2 separate regions of the Homo sapiens genome follow, and region 2 is linked to region 1. The links are chromatin contacts, found by Hi-C or POLR2A ChIA-PET in ENCODE. All regions are on one chromosome and are shown on one strand. The core of a region is the stretch at or near the end of the contact, and the rest is flanking DNA. Distances in the headings are between cores, read along the strand shown. Region 1 overlaps DIP2C (disco interacting protein 2 homolog C). Region 2 overlaps DIP2C (disco interacting protein 2 homolog C).

Region 1 (4,255 bases), core at 904-3,403:
AATTTTAAAAACTGATCATCTGGCTTACATGGTCCAACAAATTCAGTTTGCAAAGTTTGACTTCTAAGTTATTGTAGTAACTTTTCCCCTAAGTCATTAATTTAGTAGCTTATGTTTATTTCTTTTGTCTAAAGCGAGTCATAAATTCTAACATGAACGACTAAACATGTAATAATTTAGGCATACAGCACCTGAAGGGAAAACTGCCAGTATGCTAAAATATTGGATACAGATGCTTAAAAAATATAATGTAGCACTCTTAAAATGCATGTGCTTTTAGCATGAAACTTGGTGAGTAGTTTTGAGCTATATTTGTAGGAATGTGTATCTTGAATACTTTAGGGCCCCACTGCAGATGTGTGCGTGAGATGTATAAATACTGAATGTTCTTCTCCCTTCCCTTAAATGAAAAACATTAGCTCCCTTTTTTTTTTTTTTTTTTTTTTCCTGAAGTGGGGTCTCGCTGTTGTCACCCAGGCTGGAGTGGAGTACAGTGGCGCAATCTCGGCTCACTGCAACTTCCACCTCCCAGGCTGAAGTGATTCTCCTCCCTCAGCCTCCCTAGTAGCTGGGATTACAGGCACCCACCATCATGCCTGGCTAATTTTTGTGTTTTTATTAGAGATGGGGTTTTGCCATATTGGCCAGGCTGGTCTCAAACTCCTGACCTCAGGTGATCTGCCCACCCCGACCTTCCAAAGTGCTGGGATTCCAGGCGTGAGCCACTGCCCGGCCAGCTCCTTTCTATAATGATGTATACAGTTGTTTTTGCTTTTTGTTTTTTGAGATGGGGTCTCACTCTGTCGCCCAGGCTGGAGTGCAGCAACGCAAATCTTGGCTGACTGCAGCCTTCACCTCCTGGGTGATCACCTCTCAGGTGATCCTCCCACCTCAGCACCCTGAGTAGCTGGGACTAGATACATATCACCACGCCCAGCTAATTTTTTATTTTTATTTTTATTTTTTATTTTTAGTAGAGACAGGGTTTTGCCATGTTTCCCAGGCTGGTCTTGAGCTCCTGGGCTCAAGCAATCTGCCTGCCTCAGCCTCCCAAACTGCTGGGATTACAGGTGTGAGCACCACATCTGGCCCATTTTTTTCCCTTCCAGGATTAGAAGTCAACTTTAAAAAACGCTTCAACCTTGCAAATTTAATTTTCCATAATAATATGCCTCTAGGATAAAAACAAGACAGAAACAAAGAAGTATAGGTGGACTGCAGTTAAAAATTGTCAACACGACATTGCTTAGGAAGGTTGACATTTACAAAGAGCAGGAGGCCCGTTCATGCCTTTGTAAGAAGGCACTGGGAACGGCCGTCTGTGGGCGACCCTAACGTGTGCGGTGTCCTGAGAGGTGATTGTGGTGCTCACGCTTTTACCGAGGGCCTCCCGGGAGTACCAGAGGCTCTTCTCCCGCAGTCGGCCAGCCAGGCAGCAGCAGCTGGAGAAGGAACAGACAGTAAAGGACAGATATACACGGTGTTATCGTGTCACACAGGTTAAAGCCAGGCTCACTTTGTTCTTACAGTTTTGAAAAACTAATAATGAAGTCCTTAAATATGTATTGCATTTCAGGATTTTTAAGCGGTTGTGGGTGTGTCTGTGTCTCTCTCTAGCTCCTGTTCGGTGCTCCCTGTGAAGAGAGCTCGGAGCCGCCACCCTTCATTGTTGAGGTGACAGGGCCTGGAGAGGTGTGAACCCCGTGGAGGGGTGACTGACTTGTGGGGGGAGGCTGGGTCAGTGTCGGGATCCACCTCCCACCACGTTCCTCTAGGGAAGCCACAGTTCTAAGTCTTTATGGGTAAAATGAACCTGGAAGACGTGTTATTTTTTAAGAAGTAAATGCTATGTTCTTTTTTCCTCATACTTCTCCGTGTTTAAGCAGCATTGAAGGATAAGGCACTAGTAGCACCTTGGTTTGGAAACAATCTTGTTGGTTATTTTACGTTGAATCTGATATTAAGGTTGCCTGGTAACAGAAGTTTTCCTTTAACGACATGGAACTCTGTTGAATCTGTTGCCCCATTGGCTGAGCCGCCTGAAATCAGTGCTGTGGCAGCTGAAGAGGCCGCTTCCCCTTGGAGGAAGCCGCTGGATTGGCAGGACACACCGCCCTTGATTGAGGCGAGTTTGCAGGAACTCCACGCTGGCACCTGCTGCTCTCTCCTGCCCCCTGCTGGCTGGCCAAGCAGCATCGCGACAGTGTGTTCAGCGTGAATGTTCACTGGGGCAGGCCAAGGCTTTTGTTCCAGAAACACCGACTTCAGAAACGGCTGTGTGTATTGAGCATGGCAAGAAAGACTTACGTGTGTCTTAAACCTCTTGAACAAAGCACGTCGATGTTTCAACTGCATCTCGAAGGCTAATAGACTTTGCTGTGGTCAATATTCAGGAGAAAATAGGTTTTAATGAGATAAAGACATGAGTGGCAAGTGACATGTTTGTGCCCCCGTATGACTAAGTGATGTCCTGGCTGTCCCACACCACCAGCTCTGAGCAGCCAGCATGCAGATATTGGGTCAATTTAGATATCCCTGATCTTTACGGAGGTTTGATCAGGCAGCTCAAGAGCAGATAAACACAAATGCTGACTGGAAACCCCGGCACACGGAGGCGCTGGAAACAGCAGGCTGCTGTTAACGTCACAGTGAGATGCAGTCAGCTGCTCTCTCAGGGGTGTCAGCTTCTTTTGCTTCTAGATTTCCGTCTGTGCTGCAATAGAGTTTTGTTCAGCTTATCCCCATTGCTCTGCTGTCTTCGCTGTTAAAATCTCAGCCAGCACTTGGCTCTGACCCTGCAGTAATTTCACTGTGCGGCTGCCCAGGCCTGCCTGGCACGGCTGTAAAGCAGGCGAGAGCTTTCCGGAAGGTGGTCACGAGAACCCCAGGCGGGAAAGAGCGTTGCTGGTCCACATACGGCAGTGCACCTGCAGCTGAGCATGTACGTGCACGTTCAGGCTAAATATAGGTGCAGGAGAGAAGAAAACTGCCTATGATTAGTCACTTAAAATGCCGAATACCCAGCCCCTGAGACCCTAGGACACAGAGCAGGGGTCTTGGAGACGGCAAGGTGTGTTGAAGTCTGGTTTTATCATTTAGTTTCTCCAAGCAGCATTTTCCTCATCTCTAAACTGGGGCTAACAACTGCCCCACATAGATTTGTGAATGGAACCAATGAGTGTAAAGTGGGGTAGCCCCCAGGACCTAGAAGGGACTCAGTCAGTTTCAGTGGTCATGCGTGTTGTACGGGTCCCCCAGGAAGGCGATTGCTACAGATAACTCCCTCCGTTCGATGTCACTGAATGTTAAAGTGGGACCTTGGCTTCTGATGTGTCTGGTTTGCTGCAGGCCGCGCTGCACCCCGTGGTTCCTGAGCCCTGGGCTGAAGTAGCCCTGCTGCATTGCCTGTGCCACTTTTGCTGTGAAAGGAGAACTCCTGCCCTGGGAAGCTTCCTCTTGCTGCTTAGCCTGATGAGCACCACAGGCTGCAGCGAGACCCATCTGAAGCGTGGGTTGGGAGGAGACTGCGGCGGCCCTGTCCTCTCCAAGCTGCTCTCCATGCCGAAGCGTGGGCTGGGAGGAGACTGCGGCGCCCCGTCCTCTCCAAGCTGCTCTCCAGGATGGGAGCGACTTTGTGGGGTTTGTCGGCCCTTCTCTGAGGTGTCCTGTGTCTCATGGATCTGCTTATGAGCCCCCTTAGATGCCTCTCTCTCGTCTGGACGAGCACCCTCCAAAACACTGCCTACCACCCGGATCTCCTGGCGCAGAGTGAGGTCACACCTGCAGCCCTTACCGCACAGAGTCCCTGAGATATTCGGCAAGAATGGGAATGGGCTGTGTGTGAGTTTCCGCTGCGGAAGCCGGCTCTGCTCCGTAGTCTGTCTTTGGGGTGTGGGATGTTCCGACCTGCTGTGTCCATCTGGAGCTGCCTCGGGGTGGGAGGGGGAGCAGCGCGGATGGATCCAGGGAAGGACCTGGTTGAATCCCAGCTGCTCACATACTTGTTGCTGGTCTTGGACAAGCTCCTTAGTGTCTCTGAGCTTCAGTTTGTCTGTAGGAGGAGGATGCTGCAGAAGTCTGAAGATATCGGTGCGTGCGGGAATACCTGGCGCGGTTAGGACGGGTTTTCCTTCAGTCTCCTCTATGCCCCTCCCCGGGTGAATCAGTATCCACGCGTGCCACCAGGGAATTACAGTCAGTCTAAAAAACCAATCGACCCCTAGTTGTATGGTCAAGCATCGTGAGTGTCCTTGCC
Region 2 (4,255 bases), core at 1,017-3,516, 180 kb after region 1:
GGTGGAAAAGCCTGAACCAGCTGGTCCAGGCAAACCTCAGTGATGGTGAAGCCTGTAGCACACAGCGGGTGGGATGAAGAGAGCCGCATCCGCGATACTCCTGCCGAAGATGCCTGTCCTGGATCTCCCCATGTGGAAGCACCAGCCCCCAAGTTAGGGGACTGATTGGACAATGCACCTGCCTAGAATCTTCCCAAAGCCTGGTGTCGTGAGAGTCACGGAAACATCCAGAAACTCGCTCTGGGCAGCGGGAAGCTGAGAGCCGACCACTTTCTTGCAGTGTGCCTGTGCAAACTGGGTAATTGGGGATGGCTAGAGAAACTTGAACAGGGTCTGAGCTGGGACAGGAGGAATGCGTTGGTTTTCTGATTTTGATGGCTTAGGTGTTTATGGAGGAAAATAGACTTGTTTGTTGGAAATCCCCCCTGAAGTGTCTGGGATTACGCATCAGGTCAGTGATTCACCATTAGATAATCCAAGGAGAGAGAATTATTTTAAACGTACTTGTACATTTTCTATAACTTTGTGATTGTTTGAAAGTTAAGTAACACAAATAATTTGTGTCCTCATCCTAAAGCTTTCTTCTGTCATAGAGGATTGTTTATCTGAGACATATGAGTATAATGGTATTGTTTCAAAATATTTTTTAAGATTACACCTGTTTTTAAAAATTGTGTCAGATAGCCTGTATTCATGTATTGGAAGATTCAATATTATTAAAATGGTAGTTCTCCCCACATTGCTTTATAGGTTCAATGTAATTCCTACCAAAATCTTGGCAGGCTATTTTTTGGGGGTTTTTTGGGGCAGAAATTGATAATATCCTGAAGTAAATATAAAGGACCCACAATAGTGAAAGCAGTTTTAAAATAGGTTAACAAAATTGGAGAATTCAGAACTTCTCATTCCTGATTTCAAAAATATTGCAAAGCTGCAATAACCAGAACAATGTACTGGCATTGAGATAGAGTGATTATATATATGAGAAACAGAATTGAGAGTCCAGAAATAAACCCTTATATTTATGGTCAAATAATTTTTTAATAGAGTTACCCGAGCAATTCAATGAAGAAAAGTTTTTCCAACAACAGATGCTGGGAAATTCGGACATTCACATGAAAAGGAAAAAAGATTAAACCTTGACTCAACGTCATATACCTAAGTTAGTTCAAGTGGATCATAGATCTTAATGTAAGAGCAAAAATTATAAAAATTTTAGAAAACACAGGAGTAAATTTTCATAATCTTGGTTAGGCACAGAGTTCATCAAAGGTATACTACATAAATACTGATAAACTGGACTGGAACAAAATTTAAAACTTTTGTATATCAAAAGACAGAATTAAGTAGAAAGACAAGCCACAGTCTGGGAAAAAATATTTGCAAATTATAAATCTCATGAAGCACTTCTAAGCACCTATGTAATAAATTTTTTCTTTTTTTTTTTTTTTTTTTTTGAGACAGTCTTGCTCTGTCACCCGGGCTGGAGTGCAGTAGCTTGATCTCAGCTTACTGCCACCTCTGCCTCCAAGGTTCAAGTGATTCTCCTGCCTCAGCCTCCCAAGTAGCTGGAAGTACAGGCATGCACCACCACACCTGGCTATTTTTTTTGTATTTTTAGTAGAGACAGTGTTTTGCCATGTTGGCCAGGCTGGTCTTGAACTCCTTACCTCAAGTAATCTGCCCGCTTCAGCCTCCCAAAGTGCTGGGATTACAGGCGTGAGCCACTGCACCCAGCCTATGTAATAAACACTCAAAACTCAGAAACAAGCAACATAAACACGGGCAAGAGATCTGAATAGATATCTCACCAGAAGAAGACATACAAATGGCCAATAAGGACGTGAAAAGATACCTAGCGTTAATTAGGGAAATGCAAATTAAAACCACAGTGAGATACCACTTCACACCCACTAGAATGCTGTCACCGAAAACACAGGAAATAAAGTTGGAGAGCTCGTGTTTTCTGACTTCAAAACTTACACTGCAAAGCAACAGTAACCAAGAAGGTGGAAAAACGAATTCTCATACATTGATAGTGGGAATGTAAAATGGGGAAGCCACTGTTTGGCATGATCTTAATTAAGCAGACTTGCTGCATTGACTCAGCAGCTGCACTCCTAGGAGAAAGGAAAGCGAACATCCACTCAGAGACTTGGTGTAAGTTCCCTGGAACCTCGGTCAACACAAGGAAACAATCCAGGTATCCGCTAGCAGGTGACTGAACAGGTGACGCCTGCCACGTCCACATGGTGGGTGCTTCTGCACAGGATGAGCTCAGAAGCACCTGCTGAGGGAGGGAAGTGTGGCTGTGTGGTAGGCAGTGTCCAGAAAAGGCAAATTTGTAAACAAAGTAGAATGATGACTGGGGCTAGGGCTGGAAATGGGACTGACTGCAGATGGACACGGGATCCCTTTCAGGTGATGGGAATGTTCTAGAGTAGTGACCATTTTACAACTCTTCAATTTTATTAAAAGCCATTCTGTGCTTAAAATGAGTGAAACTTAGGGTATGCAAAGTATACCTAAATAAAGCCGACGGGTGTTTTAAAAAGAATAGGCCGGGTGCGGTGGCTCATGCAGGTAATCCCAGCACTTTGGGAGGCTGAGGTGGGTGGATCACTTGAGGTCAGGAGTTTGAGACCAGCCTGGCCAACATGATGAAACCTCGTCTCTGCTAAAAATACAAAAATTAGCCTGGCGTGGTGGCACACGCCTGTCATCCCAGCTACTCAGGAGCATGAGGCAGGAGAATCACTTGAACCCAGGAGGCAGAGGTTGCATTGAGCCAAGAATGCACCACTGCACTCCAACCTGGGCGACGGAGTGAGACTCTGTCTCAACAATAAAAAATAATAAAGTGCTTCATTGCAGTAACTCAAGTGTGTAGGGAGACCCTGGGCTGGATGGCATGCCTGCTGGCAGACAGGGTATGACCCAGGACCCCCAGGTGAGATGAACCTGTCTTGTTGAATTCCCAAGTTAGGAGAGTTTTCAGTTGTTGGTATATTTTGTCAGGTTAGTAATCTGAAATCATCAAATTGCTAATGTGCGAATGTGTATTACTTACCAAAATGTCTATTTTTATTCTTTTTGAAGTTAAGATCTGAAGAACAGCTCAGGTTCCCAACATTCTCAGAGAATAATGTCTTGAGAATAAGCAACCTGCTCTTAAGTAGGTTTGTCTTGTCCATAGCAGAATTTATTGCCAGTGCCAAAAATCAATTTTGGCTAATACAGCAATTAATCAAAATTTGCTGTATTGAGTGAGGTAAGGGCAATTAGGAAATCATGAGTTGGGTTTTCTATTTGTTTCTGCTGTCAAGATTTGTGTTTTCTTAATGTTGATTTCTTATTTATGGTGATGAGGAGGGAGGTGAAACTATATTTAGTTTTCACAAGTATATTTGAAATTCTCTGGCCAGGAATTCACACTGGGTTCCCAAGCCCGTTGTGTGCTGACAATTCTGACAGAGCAAATCATTAATGCTGATGTGTATTTTTGAGGAAGCCACTTCCAGGGACACTTAGAAATGGTTAAAATGACTTTGGGTGTCCGAGGCAGGAGGATTGCTTGAACCTAGGCGTTCAAGACCAGCTTGGGCAACATAGTGAGACCCCATCTCCACAAAAAAAGTTTTAAGTTAGCCAGTCATGGTGGTATGTGCCTCTAGTCTCTAGTCCCAGTCATGGTGGTACGTGCCTCTAGTCCCAGATACTTGGGAAGTGGGAGGATCACTTGAGCCCATGAGGTCAGGGCTACAGTGAGCTGTGATCACACCACTGCACTCTAGCCTGGGTGACAAAGTAAGACTCTGTCTCAGAAAAAAAGAAAAGAAGTGGTTAATATGGTAAATGTTATGTTACATATGTTTTACCACAGTAAAATTTTTAAAACTAAGATGAAATGGCCAGTTTACAGCAGAGTAAAAATTCGAGGCCTGATATTCACCCCTTATGTGCCTAACCCTGTTCTCAAAGTATTAAACCCTTGGAAAGGTCACTATTTGCTAGAAAGTCGTCCCTCGGTGTCCACGGAGGAGATAGGTTCCGGGACCACTGCAGAAAGCAAAGAGCGAGGATGCTCAAGTCCCTGATATAAAATGGCATCATACGAGCACATCACCTATGCACTTCCTCTCTCATGTTTTAAATAATTTCTGGATTACTTGTAATACCTAACACAATGTAAATGCTGTGTGAATAGTTGTACTATGTTGTTTAGTCACTAATGATAAGAAAATCTACAAGTTAG

The links. A loop is a pair of places that touch in the nucleus more often than their neighbours do. ChIA-PET counts read pairs that join two places held with the same protein, here RNA polymerase II (POLR2A). Pooled maps may share reads with other maps.
Region 2: a loop to region 1 is called in a map of OCI-LY7, with 5 times the contacts of the local background. The contact joins two enhancer-like sites. A Hi-C loop is called at or near these places in 1 of 168 maps with a recorded cell type or tissue (OCI-LY7) and 4 of 50 pooled maps. POLR2A ChIA-PET finds 5 or more read pairs at or near these places in 1 of 52 experiments (OCI-LY7).

What each region holds. Positions count from the first base shown.
Region 1 is chr10:509,114-513,368 of GRCh38, reverse strand. The region is part of intron 1 of DIP2C (disco interacting protein 2 homolog C); the gene reads left to right. Among named protein-coding and RNA genes, the nearest start is that of DIP2C-AS2, 120 kb to the left of the region's middle. Within about 2 kb of position 2,153, at least 13 of the 41 ENCODE cell types and tissues checked have a DNase peak (open chromatin) inside an H3K27ac peak, as active enhancers do; they include OCI-LY7, where a contact is called at or near this core.
Region 2 is chr10:331,507-335,761 of GRCh38, reverse strand. The region is part of intron 29 of DIP2C (disco interacting protein 2 homolog C); the gene reads left to right. It overlaps LOC124902362 (a long non-coding RNA gene), which reads left to right. Exons shown (of 2, transcript XR_007062030.1): 2 at 1-737. Among named protein-coding and RNA genes, the nearest start is that of ZMYND11, 200 kb to the right of the region's middle. Within about 2 kb of position 2,266, at least 4 of the 41 ENCODE cell types and tissues checked have a DNase peak (open chromatin) inside an H3K27ac peak, as active enhancers do; they include OCI-LY7, where a contact is called at or near this core.